Regions from separate parts of the Homo sapiens genome. Here region 1 is linked to region 2. The links are chromatin loops, found by intact Hi-C in ENCODE. Cell type or tissue: Caco-2. All regions are shown on one strand. Each heading gives the region's core, and the rest is flanking DNA. Links, peaks and the distances in the headings are about the cores only. Region 1 overlaps XPR1 (xenotropic and polytropic retrovirus receptor 1). Region 2 overlaps XPR1 (xenotropic and polytropic retrovirus receptor 1).

The links. A loop is a pair of places that touch in the nucleus more often than their neighbours do. Peaks named below come from ENCODE experiments on the same cell type or tissue, not always from the same donor. Only the 100,000 strongest peaks of a DNase experiment are listed, where the experiment ranks them.
Region 1: it touches region 2 in a loop (10-fold over the local background); 3 of 110 quality-filtered maps call a loop at or near these places.

What each region holds. Positions count from the first base shown.
Region 1 is chr1:180,636,077-180,647,091 of GRCh38, reverse strand. All of the region lies in intron 1 of XPR1 (xenotropic and polytropic retrovirus receptor 1), which reads right to left. Among named protein-coding and RNA genes, the nearest start is that of XPR1, 9.6 kb to the right of the region's middle. In Caco-2, for the core only: no CTCF peak of the experiment used is centred there; a DNase peak (open chromatin) is centred at 6,511.
Region 2 is chr1:180,722,336-180,733,350 of GRCh38, reverse strand. All of the region lies in intron 2 of XPR1 (xenotropic and polytropic retrovirus receptor 1), which reads right to left. Among named protein-coding and RNA genes, the nearest start is that of XPR1, 96 kb to the right of the region's middle. In Caco-2, for the core only: no CTCF peak of the experiment used is centred there; a DNase peak (open chromatin) is centred at 5,380.

The DNA.
Region 1 (11,015 bases), core at 1,554-9,553, 86 kb after region 2:
GAATCTAATGCCTAATGATCTGAGGTGGAGCTGAGGCAGTGATGCTAGTGCTGTGAAGCAGCTGCAATTACAGATTAACATTAGCAGAGTGGTTTGACTGCACAGAGACCATAATAAATCAATTGCTTACAAACTCTTATCAAAACCCTACCAGTGAGTGGTAAGTGACAATTAAGCTGCATCTTGTGGTAGGCTTTATAGTAGAAAGAGGATTGATGTACATCAATTGTACAGCTGCATCTGGTGGCAGGCTTTAAGTCAGAATCCAACACTTATTTCAGTCCATGCATGGCCCACCCATTATTTTATTTACTACTTCCACCCACGCCTCTTTCCTGCACTGCGCATTTGTCTCGGTCACAGTTTCGGTAAGCCCACAAGCTAACCCTAGCCAAAATGAGTAAAAAACAAATGTGAGCAGAGAGCTTCTTTGAATAGGGGAAAAGACCCAATGATGAGACAGCAGAGGGTTCTAAGACTGCCAAAAAAAAGAAAGCTGCATTTAAAAGAAAATACCAAGGCTCCTACTTAAATAATAGGTTCATTGCAACAGGTGATTCATATTCTCCAAGCCAGCTTTGTATATGTGGCGACCAGCTATCCAAGAAAGCCATGAAACCTTCAAAACTACTTCATCACCTGGAGACCAAGCACCCTACATTAAAAGACAAGTCTTTTTCGAAAGAAAAAAAAAAACATGAACATGAAGAACAGAAGCAGTTATTGAAAGCCACCACTTCATCAATGTGTCTGCACTGAGAGCATCATTCTTAGTGGCTAACCACACTGATAAAGCTAAGAAGCCCTTTACTATTGGTGAAGAGTTGATCGTGTCTGCTGCTAAGGACGTTTGTCATGACCTTTACGGAGAGGCTGCAGTTCAAAAGGTGGCATGTGTTCCTCTTTTGGCTTGCACTGTAACTAGACAAATGGATGAAACAGCAGAGGATACAGAGGCACAATTGTTAGCATTAATGGGAACCGTGGTATGGAATCCAGGTTGACAAGTCTACCGACGTTAACAACAAGGTAACAATACTTGTTTTTGTGTTACATGTTTTCAGGAGAATATACATAAGGATATATTATGTGCACTTTTGTTGCCAACCAACACCACAGCTGCAGAACTATTCAAGTTTTTGAATCATTAAATATCAGGAAAACTGAATTGGTCATTTTATGTTGGTATATGCATGGACAGAGCAGCTGCCATGACTAGACGGCTTTCTGGTTTCACTGCTCGGGTCAAAGAGGTCACTTCCAAATGTTGAGTCTATGTACTGTGTCATCCACAGAGAAATGCTGGCTAGCTGAAAAATGTCACCTGAACAATATTTTGCAAGATGTGACTAAAATTATTAACATTAAAGTACATGCCCTTAACTCACATCTGTTTGCACAGCTCTGTGAGGAGATGGATGCAGAGCACACACATCTTCTCTTAGTGAGAGGGCTTTCTAAAGGTAGATCACTGGCCAGAGTTCTTTAGTTACAAGAGCCGCTCCAGAGATTTCAGAAAAGCAGTCACCACTAGCAGCATATTTCTGTGACACAGAATGGGTCGCAAAACTTAACTTGTGTGACACATTCAACCTGCTCAACAAACTCAATCTGTCACTTCGGGAGAGATGGACAACTGTGATCAAGTCGGCAGATAAAGTGGCTGCATTCAAAGCCAAACTGGAATTATGGGAGCGACAAGTGAACACTGAGATTTCTGACATGTTTCAAACATTAGCAGAGATTTTGAAAGAGACTGAGCCAGGGCCTTCTTTCTCCCAGCTGGTGCATGATCACCTATCTCAGCTTTCCAAAGAATTTAAGCATTACCTCCCAACTACAAAAGACCCCCAAACTGGGAAAGAATGGATCCGCAATCTATTTGTGAATAAACCAGGTGAACTGGCTTTGTCCATGCTAGAAGAGCAACTGCTTGAGATCACAAATGACGGTGGACTTAAAAGTGTGTCTGAGACAACTTCAAATTTCCACACATTCTGGATTCAAGTCAAGGCAGAATGTCCTGAGATTATCACAAAAGCACTGAAAAGCCTGCTTCCATTTCCAACTTCCTATCTTTGTGAAGCAGGTTTTCTGCAATGACAGCAACCAAAACCAGATTACGGAGTAGACTGAACATAAGCAACACACTTTGTGTGTCACTGTCTCCCCTCAGCCCCAGATGGGACCATCTAGTTGCAGGAAAACAAGCGCTGCTTCCCACTGATTCTACATTATGTTGAGTTCTATAATTATTTCATTATATACTACAATGTAAATATAATAAAAATAAAGTGCACAATAAACGTAACACGCTTGAATCATCCCAAAACCACTCCCCCTCCCCCTGGTATGTGGAAAAACTGTCTTCCACAAAACCGGTCCCTGGTGCCAAAAAGGTTGGGAACCACTGGCCTGTAACATATAGGTTAGGTGTTTTACATACATACTATCTCAACATCGTAATTACTGAGAAAGATATTTCCACTGTTTTACAGGTAGAATCTAAGGCTCAGAGAGGTCCTTACATCTAATAAATAATGAGATCCAAATTCAAATTAGTCTGTTGGAATCCAACTAAACTCTAAACTTCACATACAATAGATGAGAAGATAGATGCAAAGTTAAAAAAAAAAGTCACAGACCAGTATCAGTAGTATTAACGTTATCTTAAAAAAAAAAAAAAAGTAAATCAGAAGAGGGAGAGCCAACATTAAAAGTATAGGAAAAGGAAAGTCTCAAAACAACGGCAGCACATATAAGCATAATCCAGGAAGAAGACACCCCTACCCGAGGACCTGACCCATTTAAACACTGTGGGACACTGGCCTAACAGCATTAAATAAATGCATCATTAACTCTCTCTTTCTAATTATAGTATATAATCAGCCAGCCACCTTCTAGTAATTATGTATCTCCCTTCACAGCTTGGTGACAGGAAAAACGTATTTTAGCCTAGAATGTGAACATTAGGTACATTTCTCGTTGTAAATTAGTAATTTGCCACCCAGATGTTTACACATCACTCCCATGTGAGCTTAATATCATTCAATCAATCACTTAGTTATATACTATTGCCCAAGCCCCATCAATCCAGAGTTATGGAAAAGACCAAATTCTGATGAGAACCTGGGCCACACCGAATTCATCAGAGTAAAGACATTCTAAGAGGCTTCTTGGCAGCCAGTCAAATGGTGTTCCCAAGCAACACAGTGACCTCAAATGCACCTTCTACTTGAACTCCATCAGCATTTATTTATCCCTTCAGTGAAAGTCCTAATAGTTCTACCAAATTTCAAATCCACTCTTCTTCTTCAACCCTCTTCCTATCTCAGTGGAACCACAGAGCATCCACAGTGATAAAAAAATGGAATCTGAAGTAAGGCAGACCTAGGTTCATTATCTTAACTCCACCATTAACTAGCTGTTTGACTTTGGACAATTACTTAAATATGAGACTCTATTTTCTTATAAAATGGGCTAAACACCTATGTCAACAGGCTTGCTGTAAGGATCACATGAGATAATTCATTCAACAAATATGTGAGTTGCTAAATGTGACAAACACACTGTGCTAGATGATGGACACTGACAAGTATCTACTACTCTGTCTGACAAATAGTAGGCATTCAGTGAATGTTATGCTATTACTGTTGTATTTCATCAAATCTAGAACGCCACTAATAACAACATACACCATTATTTTATGTGCTTCTAAGAATGGAAAAATGTCTGCCAATTAAACTATGGCATAGCATTAATTATAAGACATACCCTGATTTCAGATGTTAAAATGTGAAAAAAAGCACATATTAAGATTGACTAAATAAGGTATTAATTCAAGCCTTCATTATCCTTGGCTATGCTGTTTGGTTTTCCTGTCTTTGGTCTTGCACTCTCCAAAGTATCCTCCAAGATCTAGATTACACACCTCACTTTGAACTAACCCCTCTCCCAATCTCTTCTTTAAAATCCTTAATGCTTCATACCAGGAAAATGTTTAAACTTCTTAGAATGGTATTACACACCCTTCAGTCTTTCATCCCTCCCAGCTCACCTTCCCAACTTCACTTTACCAGCTCTTCAACATATCTAACTAAACCAGATTGCATTAACTATGTTTGGATACTTCCACTCATCTTTGTCTCTGTTCTCTATTACTCTAACTCCTAGATTTCCCCAGGTGCCCTTTCCCCTCTTCACTATGTGTTAACATCATACTCAATCTCTAGTACCCATTTCAAACACCACCTCTGCAGATCCTTCCAAGATAAACGTCTTTACACTCTAGAGCAAAATCAATTGGTCATTCCTCTATAACATAATCACAGTACATACTGTGATCAGGAGACCACCCAAATTAAGAACTCCTCTAAGGCAGGAACTAAGTCTTACTTATTATATTACCTGACAGCATAATACCAAGTTAAGAATTCAGTGTCTGAAATATCTGTGTCATACCTGTGTCTGAATTCTGGTTCTAACACTCCCTAGCTACATGACCTTGGGCAATCTATTTCATCTCAGACTCAGTATCTTCTTATAATGGGGATAACAAAACCTACCTTAGAAGGTAAGGATTAAATGTAAAATGCCTGGCACACTAGAGCACTCAACAAACATGAGCTGTTGTTATTATCCTCATTATTGTTTTATTATTTTTTTAAAAAAAAAGAAAGGGGACAGTCATGTATACTTAGTAAACTGGTTTCATTCATATTCTTATCTTCTCTACCCATATATGCTCTGACTTTGGCTTGGCAATTTGGGTTACAGGTAAAGGATACACTCTTCATGTACAGGCAACACATGTAACCTGTGCTAACATTAAAATGTTACAGAGGAACGAGGCCAATTCATTTCTAAACCTTCCTGAGTCTTGCTTTCATTGTTACCTGACCCCTCAAGCCTCAGCATAATTCCTCGGTCCTATCTCCTCACTCAAGATAGGTTTCCACTTGTGACCATAACTAAATAGGGCAATGCCGAACTTTCTTGTTGTTGGGTAAATAATAACATCATTAATTTACCCAGTCTTTTAATTGGCATTTGCAAGAACTATTTCAGGTTGTTAATGGAATCTAATGGATTAGATACAGATAAATGTATTAATGCAGAGTATCTGAGTAATCATTAACAAGAACATTTAAATCCCTACTGACTCTTACAAAGAAACTTCATTCTTAAAATTTCAAAGCAATGTTTATACAGCAATGATAAGCCTTAACAAGATACAGCAGTAAGCAGAAGGCCAATATTCTTATATCAGGCTCTGCTATTAGCTAGTCATGAGACTCTGACCAGGTATCTTGGCATCTCTGCTCTCAATTTATTCATTTGTAAAACAGAGGGGTTGAGAAGGTCTCTTTCAACTCTAAAAAAGATTAAAAATTAAATTTTCACTAGAAAATTGAAAAGAACTAAAATCAGATACCCACTAAAAACTCAAGCAACTCACTTAAGCCATTCAGACATACTTAATAACACATGCAAATTTCACCTCAATTCTAAAAACAAATATACAGACACAGTCTATAACTGAGATGAACACAAGTTACAAGAGAACTAACTTACCTCACAGCCACATAATTGTTCTCACCTGGTTTTCTTACTCTGTACAAAAAGGTTAAGAGTGATTTATTAAGAAAAATATTAGCAAAAAATCAACAAAGCCATTTTCCATGAAAACCTAAACTGGACAAACCTGGAGGAACAAGCTTTGAGTCTCACTTTCCCAGTCAAAAATAATATTAGCCAAACATTATTTAGTATTGTTGAGCTCTGCAGAAGAAATAATTTTAATAGGAAATTTATTGCTGTTACTATGTGCCAGGTATTGTTCTAAACACTTTTCATATTTTTAACTCATTTAATCCTCACAACAATCCTGTAAGTACTATTATTATCCCTGTTTTACAGATGAGGAAACTGAAGCACAAAAAGGTTAACTGACTTGCCTGAAGTCACTCAACTAGTATGTTGGTGGAGCTGGAATATAAACTTAGGTAGACTGGCTTCAGAGTTTTTTTCTATGTGTTATTAATATACTAGCATATTATATAAACTAATGAGCAATAAAATGAATCAGGGTGATTGTGTTAACTCAGCTACAAACAAAACCATATAACCTGAATCACTTAACCTCTTTTCCCATTTGGGTAAAAAAGGAAGTTGAGCTAAATAAGCTTAAAAGTTCCTTACAAGTCTAACATTCCATGATTTATGATCCAGAAGCCAAACACCAAAACTGTAGCACAGCAAACAGCTGTCCACTTTTGTCCTCCTCTTTTTACCCTTATCACCTTATCTCCTTACCTTTTTCTTCTGATTTATCTTCGTAAGTTCCTTTATTTACCAGCTGGCTGTCCAGTAATAGTTACACTGATAACCTTGAGGGAAATATAATTTAACAGAGGTGAACACTATCCTACAGACCACACTCTACTATCTCCAAACTATGCAGACTAAGACCTGGGACTAAAAATAGACCCGCCATTACTTCACTGGGCTGTAGAAAGGTCAGCGGTGCCTAAGAACAGGTCAGACCAGGCCTAAATGTATGCATGTTTAAGTGGATGGATTTATTCATTTTTCATAAAACAGTACGCCATAGAAATTAAGAGCATGGGCTCTTACAATCTCCACAATTAGCTATCCACAATTACTATCAACATAATCAGTTACCTAATGGCTCCGAGATTCAGTCTCCACCATCTAGAAACGGAGCTAACAACCTACGCTATAAGAGGTGTTTTTAAAGAACTTACCACAGTGCCTGATACAGTAAGCGCTCAAAAAATAACAGCTGCTGTTATTGCCACTACTACCACCACTGCTGTTATTTACAATTTCCATATAAAAGCAACAGCTCCACAGTCTGATTTGATTTAATTTCAAATTCTGGTTCCATTTACTTACTAAGTATAGAGCCTTAAGCAAATTACTGATCTCTCTAAGCCTGGGTTTCCTCATCAGTAAAATGGAGATAATAAATCATCTATCTTACAAAACTACTGTGAACATTGAGATAACATATGTAAAACAGCTGACACCTGGTTCCTAACTGCTCAATAAATGTTAATTCCTTTCTCCTTAATGACAAGCTTACCACACTTCTGCTAATTCAATTTAAAGAAAGGAGAGTAGAATTAGGGATCACATGAGATCCAGGGAAGCCAACTTTCTTTTCTCTATTGTCCTTGCTGTAGGGCAGATACCAGACACTCCTCACCCAGGGAACTCCTTTATCCTCTTCCATGTTTGATAAGACTAGAGAACCTTTTTTCAGGCTATCTTCAAACTTCTAATACAGTATATGTATCGATGTACACTGGAATCCTCAATAACTGTTAAGAGTTTCAAGTGGTCCTGAAACCAAAAAGTTTGAGAGCCACTACTCTAAGGTATAAAAAAAGCCCACAAAGCACATGGATTACCCTATGAATTACGACTTTAACAAATTTAGCCTAGATAAGTAACTCACATAAAAATAACCTAAAAACTTCTCACTTTTCTCTATGATTAAATTTCAGTCCTTGAAAAAAATCACTTGTTCACTAGTTATTTACGAATAGTCAATGATAGAACTGGATTTTAGGATTTATATCTGGTTTCTGGTCCAAGGTCTTTCTAATACAGCAGGTCATCCTCAATTAATAAAAGATGACTATGTTTTCTTAATCAATATATTAAGCCTCTTGTTATAGAGATTATGAAAATTTTAAGTTATGTTTACAGTAGATTAATTATATTTTCCTTTGACTCCCTAGCAAATAAACAATTTTTAAAGGGTGTTTTTTTTTTTCAGACAGTGTCTCACTCTGTCACCCAGGCTGGAGTGCAGTGGTGCTATCTCAGCTCACTGCAACCTCCGCCTCCTGGGTTCAAGCAAGTCTTGTGCCTCAGCCTCCCAAGTAGCAGGCACACGCCACCACACCCAGCTAATTTTTGTATTTTTAGTAGAAATGGGGTTTCACCATGTTGGCCAGGCTGGTCTCGAACTCCTGATCTCAGGCGATCTGCCTGCCTTGGCCTCCCAAAGTACTGGGATTACAGGTGTGAGCCACCATGCCCAGCCTAATTTTTAAAACATTTTCTGATCAGTCCCTATACATACCACACTTGCTTGGTGATGGGAAGAAATAGGTGACTAAATATCAGTCTGAGTAAACAACTAAGACTTTAAAGGAATATAACTTAAGTTACAAAAGTAATCCAAATTTATACAGAAGTATAAAGTAGTACAAGATTTATTTGTATTACAAAAGTAATACAAATTTATACAAAAGTAATACAAATTTATATCCATGTTCCAAGTCCTCAATCTTCAGTCTTCCCTTTCTACACCACTTTTTAATTTTAAAAATACTATGTTGACTGAAATACAAAACCAAATACACACATACACACAAATTTGGGGTGTGTGTGTTTTGGTTTTTTTCTGTTATTTTTAAGGTACTGAAAGCTAGCATTTAATGACAAATCAGCCTATAGCAAAGGAAGACTTCTATAAATTTGTGGAATGAACGAATGATTTGTAAGGTATTTGTTCATGAGCTTTCTCTGCTGGCTTCTTTTAGCATTTACTAGATAAGGAAAGACCTGAAAAGGCAAATACACTGGGCAAGAACCCTGGTGAAGTCTGACACTCTCTCATTCCCAAAGGCCACCTCAATACCAGGCAACCCACAAACCAGCTGTGGTTAATCTGTACAAGTTGGGCAAAGTCTTCCAAACTTTTATTATGTCAAATCCCTATTTAAAAAAAGTTTTATTATGTATCTCCAATATATGCATATTTATTTATTAATTATACCCATCTGTATCTGTGTACAATGTAAAACAAAATTGTTTAAAATAGAAGTTTTAAAAAGATGACACAAGGATGAAATAATTTCTACCTTTCATTTATGAACAGTACAAAAATATTTTTGATCTAAGAAATTATCAATAACAATGCTTTGAGAGAACATAACTGAAAAGTTTCATTTTTTTAATCTTCATTAAAAAAACAAAAAAGTTTTTTAAATAAATAAAACCTTCATTTAACATTTTATGATACAGTGTTTCAAAGGTCCAGTTCAAAGTTCAGGATTCATTTGATTTTGAAACTTAATTAATGGCTATAAACTGAAAAAACAGACCTTACAAAGGCAGAATACTCATAATATATACACTTACAGTCAAGTTCATTGTGACTGACAGTAGATGTAAAACCTTACTTCAAAGAGTTAGCTTAGGCCAGGAGTGGTGGCTCATGCCTGTAATCCCAGCACTTTGGGAGGCTGAGGCAGGCGGATCACGTGAGAACAGTAGTTCGAGACCAGCCTGGCCAACATGGTGAAGCCCTGTCTCTACTAAAAATACAAAAATTAGCTGGATGTAGTTGCGCGCGCCTGTAATGCCAGCTACTTGGGAAGCTGAGGCACAAGAATGGCTTGAACCTGGGAGACGGAGGTTGTAGTGAGCTGAGATCAGGCCACTGCACTCCAGCCTGGGTGACAGAGCAAGACTCCGTCTCAGGAAAAAGAAAAAAGAATTAGCTTAATAATTTTTAAATTTTTGGCGAACTTCTTGTCAAGTCTACTAAAGTGTTATTGTTTTTATCTGTAATTTGGCTGCCAAAAAGCTAGTACTAGAAGGAGAAACCTCAGCTCTGTTGTCATTTTCTTGTTGTTCACTTGTGCTTGCATTATTGGTATTACTGTTATGGAATCTTTACAGGAGTCTTTTTAAGACATGTCTATTTCCTAGCGGTTGATTTGGCTAAAACTAGATAATAATTTATAGATTCATTTAATTATGCACCCATAACTGGATTAATGATTATCTGCCAAAGCGAACAAACAAGTGAAAAAGCCACTGGCAATCCTTCTGTTTTCTTCAGTATACCTGTGCATGACCTCCTTAGCAGGGGTACTGCATCAATCCATTTATTAAATACTAGTAAAATTGTATTTCTTCCTTTTCTTATGCATAAAAATAAGTAAAATTAACAGTTCTGTCTTCCCTTACTTTTCCTTTTTTTTTTTTTTTTTTTTTGAGATGAAGTCTTACTCTGTTGCCAGGCTGGAGTGCAGTGGCACAATCTCAGCTCACTGCAACCTCCGCCTCCCCGGTTCAATCGATTCTCCTGCCTCAGTCTCCCGCGTAGGTGGGACTACAGGCATGCACCACCACACTCAGCTAATTTTTGTATTTTTAGTAGAGATGGGGTTTCACCATGTTGGCCAGAATGGTCTCAATCTCTTGACCTCAAGTGATCCGCCTGCCTCGGCCTCCCAAAGTGCTGGGATTACAGGCGTGAGCCACCGTGTCCAGCCCCCTTACTTTTCTAATACTGTCTTCTCTTTACTCCATGGGAGTTTTGGGCACACTCCTTTGGGGCCTACAACTCAAATATACCTGAAATCCTTACCCAGCACAACTCAATCATTCTCTTAAATGCTTCCCAGATTAGGACTGAATTTGAAGCTAGGACTAAGTTTCCATGGTCACCCCAGGTCAAATAAGATTCTTAGGTTCTTATGATCTGGGCCTTCACCCAAAAGCTGATCCAAAACCAACCTTCAGGATAAACGGACAAGTATAATCTTTCCAGCATACTCACGCTGACACACTTAAAGATGATAAAGAATAGTTATAGCTTCCTGTCTTTACAACATTCATTCACTCACTTAAGAAACATTTGTAAATGCCAACCATCTCATTGACGCAATCATTTACAAGTGTTATCTTAAACACACTATACTATACTTTGATTTACAAAAGTGTCTGAAAGAAAAAGTGTGGTTTGTGCCCCATCGGGTGGCCAAACTGGATATTTCAAACAAGTTGCAGCAACTCAAGTTAAACCTACCTAATCAACATAATACCTTTGGGAAACTGAAGCCTGTAACACAAGTGTTCCCATGGGAGAGTTCTATAAATGAAAATCGTTAATAATGTTATGGTAATGTCTCCTTATACCTGAATATAATGGAAGTGTAGTTCATGCAGAACCTCTCCTTTCCAAA
Region 2 (11,015 bases), core at 2,129-10,128:
GAGCATGGCCCTTTTAAATGATATGGAAGCGGGGAAGGGAAGTGCTGGGTAGAGGAGGGCATGGTTCCCAGCTAGGGCTAGGAACAAAAATAGCCCCCACGGACATAGGGTAAGGACAGGCATTTTTGTTTTCCTGCCCAAATGTTGCATTTCCCAAGACCACCTTGGCCTGCCACGCCCCTATCCAGTGCCTATAGAAACCCCTAAGACCGTAGCAGGCAGACACACAGCCCGCTGGACACAGAAAGGAGCACATCAGTGAAGGAACACACAGGCGGCTGGACGTCGAGAGGAATGCACCGACATGCACCGGCACGCCGGTGGGCCACCAACAAGAAGAAGCAGAACGATGCAGAGGTTGGCTGTGGCAGGGAGATCACAGGCCGTTGAGCGGCCAGACACCAGGGGAAAACCTTCCCACTCCATCTCCCTTCTGGCTTTCCCCATCTGCTGAGGGCTACCTCCACTCAATCAAACCTTGTACTTATTCTCCAAGCCCAAGTGTGATCCGATTCTTCCTGTACACCAAGGTAAGAACTGGGATACAGAAAGACCTCTGTCCTTGCGACAAGGTAAAGGGTCTAATTGAGCTGGTAACACAAGCCGCCTATAGACATCAAAACTAAAAGAGCACATGGTAACACATGCCCACTGGGGCTTCACCTGTCGACATTTACCCCTAGACACTGCCATGGGGTCAGAGCCCCACAACGTGACCATCTGTACGCTCCCCTAGAAGTTTGAGCAGTGGGGCACTGAAGAAGTGAGCCACTCCCCCATTGCACACCCTGTGAGGGGGACACAGGAACTTTCCCCATTTCAAAAACAACATTTATTTGTCAAAAATCACACATCAATAGTTTCACACCAGTATTTCATGAAGATCTACTTCTGGAATATTCAATTAAAGGCCACCTTAAAATTATGAGAATATTATCTAATACAAAACAGTAATAAAAAATACATGAGCTTCTGAAAAATCTTACTAGGAGTTACGCATATTAAGATAAAAATAACCATGAGAAAATGTATCAAATTCATAGTAAAAGGGAAAATTTTAATCATCAAGACCCAGAAAGTTATTTTTACTTGATGTATTGAAAAAAATGTCTTACTTCAGAAAGCATTTTATTTTACTTCTTTTTTTTTTTTTTTTTTGAGATGGAGTCTCACTTTGTCACCCAGGCTAGAGTGCAGTGGCGCAATCTCAACTCACTGCAACCTCCGCCTCCAGAGTTCAAGCAATTCTCCTGCCTCAGGCTCCCGAGTAGCTGGGATTAGAGGCACACGTGACCACGCCTGGCTAATTTTTGTATTTTTAGTAGAGGCGGGGCTTTGCCCTGTTGGCCAGGCTGGTCTTGAACTCCTGACCTCAGGTGATCTGCCCACCTTGGTCTCCCAAAGTGCTGGGATTACAGGCATGAGCCACCACGCCCAGCCTAGAAAGGCATTTCAAAAGGCATTTTAAAAACCCGTAAAAGCTCTAGATCTGTGCTGTCCAATACAACAGCCACTAGCTACATGAATACCTGAAATGTGGCAGCCAGTTCAAATTGAGATGTGCTTTAAGAATTAAAAACACAGCAGATTTTGAAGACAGCATAAAAATGTAAACTATCTCATTGATAATTTTTATATTGATTATGTGTTAAAATGATCATACTTTGGATATGAGTTAAATAAAATAGTATTAAATTTAATTTCACCTTGCTTCTGAAACCAGCCCAATACTCCCACAGACTGTTCTTTTGGATGGACATAGAAATTAACCCTTCTGCTGTTAAAGCTTGACACTTGTATTTGTTTTATCTGAGTTCCTCAGGAAAGGACTTTCAGGTCTCTCAAAAAAAGGTATCAAAGAACTGAAACTCACCAGATCACAGCACCATAGGCCTCCTTGTCACTCCCTAGTTCTTGTTTTCTTACATATTGTTACATTTTTTCCCTGCTATATAAACCCCTTGTTTTAGTCAGTCAGGGAGATGGATTTGAGACTGAGCTTCCATCCCCTCGGCCGCAGCACCTGATTAAAGCCTTCTTCCTTAGCAATACTTTTATTAGTGATTAGCTTTCTGTGTGGCAAGCAGCAGGACCTAGACCAAACCTCTGGTGTTTCGGTAACACTTCTTTTTATTTTTAAAAGTCTACCTACAGAAAATTTTAAACTGCATATGTGGTTCACATTGTATTTCTATTGAATGGTGCAGATCGACACCAATAATTCTAAACTAGGCACTAGTAAAATGGTATATCATAACCACTTTAATTATCTGAATAACCTAATATATTAATACAATGTAACAAATTCTAGAGTAATGAATGAAGTGTTACAGATGCAGGGAACAGAGAATCACCTGAATACACAAAGATTCACCAAAGCAAGGATATTTGCAATGAATTTTTAAAGAAGAAAGTTTTTGATCCAGGAGGCCAAGGGAGGAGGATCGCTTGAGCCCAGGAGTTCAAGACCAGCCTAGGTAACACAGCAAGACCTCATCTCTACAAAAAATAAAAAAAAAAATTAGCTGGGCATGGTGGTGAACACTTATGGTCCTAGCTATGCAGGAGGCTGAGGGGGGAGGATCACTTGAGCATGGATGTCAAGGCTGCTGTGAGCTGTGATTGTGCCACTGCACTCCAGCCTAAGCAACGGAGTGAGACCCTATCTAAAAAACAAACAAAAAAAGAAATAACACAGTGGGGGAAAAATTTGCCAAAAGGAGAAGGGCTTAATACGCAAATGCAAGTAGCTGTGATAGAGCCTGGCTGCCAGACTCTGGCACATTCAGGAAATGGTGGAAACTTTAAGTATGGAATATAGGGGGAAAATTATTCATGTAAATCTTAACACCTCTTCTAAACAGTAAGCTTAATGGAGGCAGAATTTGTGTCATATATATTTCATGTGTAGAATACACAGTTTCAATAAATATTTGCTAATATACTGATAAACAAATTCATCATAAAGGTTTCTCTATAAATCCTTCTTTTGGAAAATGAAAGTCAAGAACTTGAAACTTAGAGGCATCCTATTACCTAACTTCAAACTATACAATGAGGCTACAGTAAACAAAACAGCATGGTACTGGTACAAAAGCAGACACAGAGATCAATGGAAGAGAATAGAGAGCCCAGAAATAAAGCTGCACACCTACACTCTCTGATCTTTGACAAAGTTGACAAAAACAAGCAATGGGGAAAGGATTCCCTATTCAATAAATGGTGCTAGGATAACTGGGTAGCCATACGCAGAAGACTGAAACTGGACTCCTTCCTAACACCATATATAAAATCAACTCAAGATGTATTGCAGACTTATATGTAAAACCTAAAACAATAAAACCCCTGGGAGATAACCTAGGAAATACCATTCTGGACATAGACCCCGGCAAAGATTTCATGCTGAAGGTGCCAAAAGCAATTGCAACAAAATCAAACACTGCCAAATGGGACTTAAACTAAGAGCTTCTGCACAGCAGAAGAAAATATAAACAGAGTAAATAACTTAGAGAATGGGAGAAAATATTTGCAAACTATGCATCCAACCAAAGTCTAATATCCAGAATCTATAAGGAACTTAAATTCACAAGCAAAAAACAAATAATCCCATTAAAAAGTGGGCAAAGGACATGAACAGACACTTTACAAAAGAAGATATACACATGGCCAACAAGTATATGAAAAAATACTCAACATTACCACTCATTAGAGAAATGCAAATGAAAACCACAATGAGATACCATCTCACACCAGTCAGCATGGCATTATTAAAAAGTCAAAAAATAAAAGATGCTGGCGAGGTTGAGGACAAAAGGGAACACATAAACTGCTGGTGGGAATGTAGATTAGTTCAACTATTGTGGAAAGTAGTTCAGTGTTTTCTTAAAGAACTTAAAACAGAACTACCATTTGACCCAGAACTATCATTCCCACTATTGGGAATGACCCAGAACTACCGTTGCCACTTAAAACAGAACTATCATTCTCACTATTGAGTATACACCCAAAGGAATATAAAATGTTTTACCATAAAGACAAATGCACACATATGTTAATCGCAGTACTATTCACAACAGCGAAGACAGGGAATCAACCTAAATGCCCATCAATGGTATACTGGATTTTAAAAATGTGATACATATAACACCATGGAATACTATCCAGCCATGAAAAGTAATGAGATCATGTCCTTTGCAGGAACATAGCTGGAGCTAGAGGCCATTATCCTAAGCAAACTAACACAGGAACAAAAAACCAAATACCTCATGTTCTCATTTATAAGCAGGAGCTAAACATTCAGCACACATGGACACAAAGAAAACAACAAACACTGGGGCCTACTTGAGGGTGGAGGGTGGCAGGAGAGTGGGGACCAAAAAACTGCTATCATATACTTTGCTTATTACCTGGCTGATGAAATAATCTGTACACTAAACCCCTATGACACATATCACAAGCCTGTACATGTATCTCTGAACCTAAACATTCCACAAAAAAAACCTGAAAATTAATTTAACAATTATTGTAATTCCTAATTTTGGCATTCCATGTTTCTAAGAAATTAGGGAAACAATGTGAAGTCTGATATGAGGCCATTTGTATTCGAATCCAGGTTTTGTTCTCACAAGCTTTGGAATACTGAGCAAGTCAACTAAGGTCTCTGAGCTTCCATTACCTCACCTGTAAAATAATGACATACAGCAATGCTTCTCAAACTCTAATGTGCATATATGACTTATCGAGTGATGCCTAAAGTTTTAGCAGCCTCTGGGAGCTTATTTGAAATACAGAATCTTAGGAACCACCTGAGAATTAGTTAATCGGAATATGCGCTTTAACAAGATCCAAGATGATACATCTGTCCAATTAAGTCTGAAAAGTACTGACTTTGAGGATAAATATCACCTATGATCTTGTTTCCGGCAGTTCCTCTAAGTAATTGCATTTTCCTTTCAAGTCTTTATAGCTGGCTGGTATCAGTTTGTGGTATCCTCTCTCACTGCCCACAGCTTGTAGCCCCATCAACATAGTTTTCATTACTACCCCCCCCCCCAGTTATAAACAACTCCTTTTTCTCACTACCGCCATATACCAGTGTTACTTTTTCATTCATATTTTCTGTCTCCAAGACTTTTTCCTAAATCATCCATATCTTTTAAAACACCTTAATTTTCTTTAAAATTGCTCCTGAATACATATTAAATGTAAATCCTTTTGCTTTACAGAAAGACTGGTGATATCAGAGGCGTGTGAACCAGAGCAACTCCATCTTGAATAAGGGCTGGGTAAAATGAGACTGAAACCTACTGGGCTGCATTCCCAGATGGTTAAGCATTCTAAGTCACAGGATAAGATAGGAGGTTGACACAAGATACTGGCATAAAGACCTTGCTGATAAAACAGGTTGCAGTAAAGAAGCCGACCAAAATCAAGATGACGATGAAAGTGACCTCTGGTCATCCTTACTGCTACACTCCCACCAGCACCATGACAGTTTACAAATGCCATAGAAACATCAAGAAGTTACCTTATCTGGTCTAAAAAAGAGGAGGCATGAATAATCCACCCCTTGTTTAGCACATAATCAAGAAATAACCATAAAAATGGGCAACCAGCAGCCCTTGAGTATGCTCTTGTCTATGGAGCAGCCATTCCTTCATTCCTTTACTTTCTTTCGTTTTTTGTTGGTTTGGTTGGTTGGTTTTTGAGATGGAGTTTCACTCTTGCCACCCAGGCTGCAGTGCAATGGTGCGATCTCGGCTCACTGCAACCTCTGCCTCCTGGGTTCAAGTGATTCTCCCGTCTCAGCCTCCCAAGTAGCTGGCATTACAGGCATCTGCCACCACGCCTGGCTAATTCTTGCATTTCTAGTAGAGGCAGGGTTTCACCATGTTGGCCAGGCTGGTCTCGAACTCCTGACCTCAGGTGATCTGCCCGCCTCGGCCTCCCAAAGTGCTGGATTACAAGCGTGACATTCCTTTATTATATTAATAAACTTGCTTTCACTTTGCTCTATGGACTTGCCTCACATTCTTTCTTGCGCAAGATCCAAGAACCTTCTCTTAAGGTCTGGATCAGGACCCCTTTCTGGTAACAGTTACAATATAACCGCTTCAGGCATCCTATATCCCACTTACATTGTATTATTTCTTGTTCTTCATCATATTAGAGATTAAAGCATACGGCCAAGCCAGGCGCGGTGGCTCACGCCTGTAATCCCAGCACTTTGGGAGGCTGAGGCAGGCAGATCACGAGGTCAGGAGATAGAGACCATGGTGAAACCCCGTCTCTACTAAAAACACAAAAAAATTAGCGGGGCGCAGTGGTGGGCGCCTGTAGTCCCAGCTACTCGGGAGGCTGAGGCAGGAGAACGGCGTGAACCCAGGAGGCGGAGCTTGCAGTGAGCCGACAACGCGCCACTGCACTCCAGCCTAGGCGCCAAAGCGAGACTCCATCTCAAAAAAAAAAAAAAGAAAGAAAACATACATTTAAAAATATTCACCTATCAACTTAAACAAAAATAAATCCATTACATGTTAACATAAATGACTCTATTTTACAAAAATAAGTATTCCCTCTACCTCCCTCCAAAATGGTGAGAAGAGTGGCATTATTTTACATTTGTACAAATCTCTCTGATGTCTGGGTTAATAGAAGCTGGATTCTCACATCTGCTTCTGCTAGCCTCTGGAAAACTCCACTTTATACATGTAAGAAAATGAGAGTGAAAAAGGCAAATAAAGTCTTAGTATTATTATGTAAACAGTTTTCAGTCTCAGGGACCCCAAGAGGGGTGAATGGATAACACTTTGATAACTGCTGGCTTATAAGAAACAGAACTGTGTCCGGAGTTTCCGCAGCTGGTTCCTTCCAGTGGGTTCTTGGTCTTGCTGACTCCAAGAATGAAGCCGCAGACCTTCGAAGTGAGTGTTACAGCTCTTAAAGGTGGTAGGGACCCAAAGAGTGAGCAGCAGCAAGATTTATTGTGAAGAGAGAAAGAACAAAGCTTCCACAGCATGGAAGGGGACCCAAGCAGGTTGCGCTGCTGGCTGGGGTGGCCAGCTTTTATTCCCTTATTTGTCCCCACCCACGTCCTGATGATTGGTCCATTTTACAAAGTGCTGACTGGTCCATTTTATAGAGTGCTGATTGGTGCATTTACAAACCTTTAGCTAGACACATAGCGCTGATTGGTGTTTTTTTACAGAGGGCTGATTCGTGCATTTACAATCCTTTAGCTAGACACAGAGCGCTGATTGGCGTGTTTACACTCCTCTAGCTAGACAGAAAAGTTCTCCAAGTCCCCACTCAACCCAGGAAGTCCAGCTGGCTTCACCTCTCAGAACCACTAACATTTGAGTACTTTATGCCAAGCATTATGCTAAACATTTAACATACATTATCTCATTTAATTCTCATAATAATTTGAAGTAGATACTATCAGGGCCATGTCATAGTTGAGGGCACTAAGGTTCAAAGAGTACAAAACTTGCTTAAGGGCACATAGCAATTAAGGAGTGGGGCCAGGATTTCAATCCAGGTTTTCTGACACTGAAGCCCACACTTGGAGCTACTTTGCAGTATCCCCTCTTAAAGCAAGAGATGCCAGGGGAAATTCAGATTTACTTACAACAAAAGTGTTAAAATGAGAGATAGTATATCTAGGTAAGTTCAATGAGACTTCGGTGAATTTGTTCTTATTCAGTAAAATCAGTTTAAGCAGTTACTATGTGTAGTCTTTTGCAAGAGAATGCAAAAATATGTTTCTCTTTAATTAGCTTATAATTCAGCTGAGGGAAGCAAAGCCAAACAGTGAAGGATAAAAAATAATTAAGTACAACAATACTAGAAAGGTTTGGAAGTCATAAAAGATTAATGGATAGAGATGGGGCTTTTTTATTCATGTCAGGGTGATAGTGCAATAGTGTTCACCTACCACTAAATCACTCCACATCCTTTTTTTCCCCCAAATTTTTACCCTTTACTCCCTGTCCCTATACTCTCTCAGTGTCCTTCATCAGGAAGATTAGTCAGATCTTCAAAAAAAATTCACACTATCTTACTGGTTCTCCAACTTTTGAGTCCTTAAAAATAACATTTAAAATGCACATTATTCCAGGATGTATCCACTAAAATGATGCTACAATAAATCTTGGGTATGGTTAAGATTTTTAACCAGAATCTCCAGATGCCTCACAGATTACCCTTTGAGAAAGGGAAGCCTCAGTATTGCTAACTTACACTTTGAATGTGTACGATACCTTTAGGGATCCTTACTCAGTACCACCTATAGACTTTGTTATTGTTTATAACCATGAATAAAGTTAAGGTCTGAAATGTTCAATCCTTGTTTCACCATGGAGGTTCATTCTATGCTATGGTATGAGTTTTATGGCGACGGGTTTGTGGAAACAAAAAATTGCAGCACTTCTTAGAATCAAAAATATATTCTCCATACCACCACATTTTAACTATGTTTCTGTTACCAATGATGTATACATCTTATAATATTTACAAATTAATATTAAATTGATAACTGAGGAAATATTAAAGCAGATATTACCTCTCAATACAATGACTTTTTCATTGACTGAAGGCATCTTTCTTGCTCAGCATATCAAGTGTTATTAGTTCTAGCTAAATAACGTTTATCTGGTCATTGTTGTGCTTCAATGAGTGGCAACACGTGGAAAAGAAACCATATATATTTAACTCCTTAAAATGAATTTGTTGTTTAATTATCAATTTCTTACTTAACATTTTGCCAACTTTAGCCCCTTACACCCACAAACCCTTACTTAACTTTATAGGCAGTTTACATTACGACTTTTCCAAGTCCCAGGCACTTTTGCCTCTGTAAGTCACTTCCTCCATTTAAAAATACTGTATATTAAAAATTATATTTTACAACTTCATTAATATGAAGACAAATATAATTCAGGCTGGATTCATTATTCATTACTATTATACTCATTTTTTCTCCTGTAAAAATTAATTAAAATTAAAGTGAATTTTATGGGCTGCTATAAATAGCATCGGCCCAAGGCACTGTGCTTACTGTGCTTAATGGGTAAGTTGGCCCTGCTTCAAGGCCCTGCTCAAAGGTCACCTCCTCTAGATATTCTTTGATATCCCAAACTCACCTCAAGTCAGTATGCCACCTTTTTATTCTGACAGCACTTGATTCTCTTTTCTTTTAGAACATGTGTCTCACATTAGATAAGTATTCTAATCTATTCTCTCCCCTATAGGACCATAGCTTACTCATTTTTTTGACTACCTTCTCATCTCCAGAAATTGGGATGTAATTCTGGTTTTTTATTAAACTAAGTATTAACATATTCAGAAGAGTATTTAATTTACTCTTCTCTCCATCTTTGTTTGCAAAAAGAAAGGTAAAAATATGAACTGTAAGAACAGAAAAGACTGAAAAGCACTAATGGTCATATACAACATCCAAAAAGAAAGGTTTTCAACCATGTGACACAATAATGAAACGGCCAAATATCTCAAGAGGCAAGCTAACTGCTTCTCCTGGTAAATGATGTATCTGGATGACCCTAGAATGAATTGTTAATTCAATATAATAAAAAATATGATGGAGAATTTTAAAATTAAGATGGCTCTGGATCACCAGGGCATAACAGATAAAGGACAGAGAGGAGGTTCCAGAAGAGTTGAAGACAGGTAAGGGAAGAGAAAAGGAAGAGACTATTTTATTATCAATATCTTTCTGAATGGGACTATATTATGTCATCTAGTCTCTAACCAGATGGGAAGCATTTTCTCAAGAGGCAGGGGCTCTCAAAAAGGAATAAAATGAAAGTAGTTCCTGCTATAAGGAAGAAAGCAGTTCTTTATGTAGAGTTTTACTAGAGAAAACTGCTAACATATATAGATTGACTGAAAGAATTTCATTTGATGCTTTGATTTGGTACCTTTTATGGCAAAAAAGGCCCTGGTATAATAATTGGAGTATATAACTTTGACGTTACCTACATAATTAATATAACAATAGTTGTAAATCTCAAAAATATGTGCACATGCTAAATTTCAGAAGTATTTTAAGTTGTAAAGTTTCTGTTATGCAGTATTGCTAATGGTTACTTTATAACTTTAATTTTTAAAATATAAAATGTAATATAGAAAGTTTCAGCAATGTATGAATGCTCCAATTTTCTACAGGGTTTGACTCCCTAGAACACTTCTATCAAACAAAGCCGAAACGGGGAGGACAGAGAGATATTTGTAAGTTGTATGCTCTGTAAGAAGATACAAAAATGGTCTTTAAAATTTTTCAATGACAAAGCTATGTGGTTTATCGGTAACCCCAAATCTCTGAAAAATTCCTAATATATAGTGGACACCTGCTGCATTAACATACAAAATTAAAGACGATGTTCTCTACTCACCCACATAATTATTTTGCTCTTTTAATTACAAAAAGTGATAAAATGAAATGCATTCATATTAAAGGTCTTGGGGGACAAATAATTCCACTGATCTGTGTAAACATACCACCTGTCCAAAACACACTAGTCTATAAATAATCATGCTCTTCCCAGTCCCCAAAATGGAAACATCATTTCAGAAGGAAAGCAAAGCAAGAGAGACAACTGTATCAAGCTAAAAAACAGCCTGAACTCTATTTTAAGACCAGTGTTTTGATGATCATTTAGTTTTCTTAGGCAAGATTTTTCAAAAGGACAGTCAAATCAAGGTTAATAACTATAAATTAACTTATCAGATAAAAACAAAACTGATAAAATAACATTTGTATTCAACTAAGTTTCATTATATGTCAGATCATTTTACACCACAGGCCAATATGAAATGCACAGTCTCATTTCTCAACTAATTTCTACAATTTCACTTAGTCTTGTCTTAAAATGAAAGTTCTAAATAAAATCAAAACATATAACTGAGTGTGTATGTTAATTTAAAGTAACATTTTAAGGGCCGGGCGCGGTGGCTCATGTCTGTAATCCCAGCACTTTGGGAGGCCAAGGCGGGTA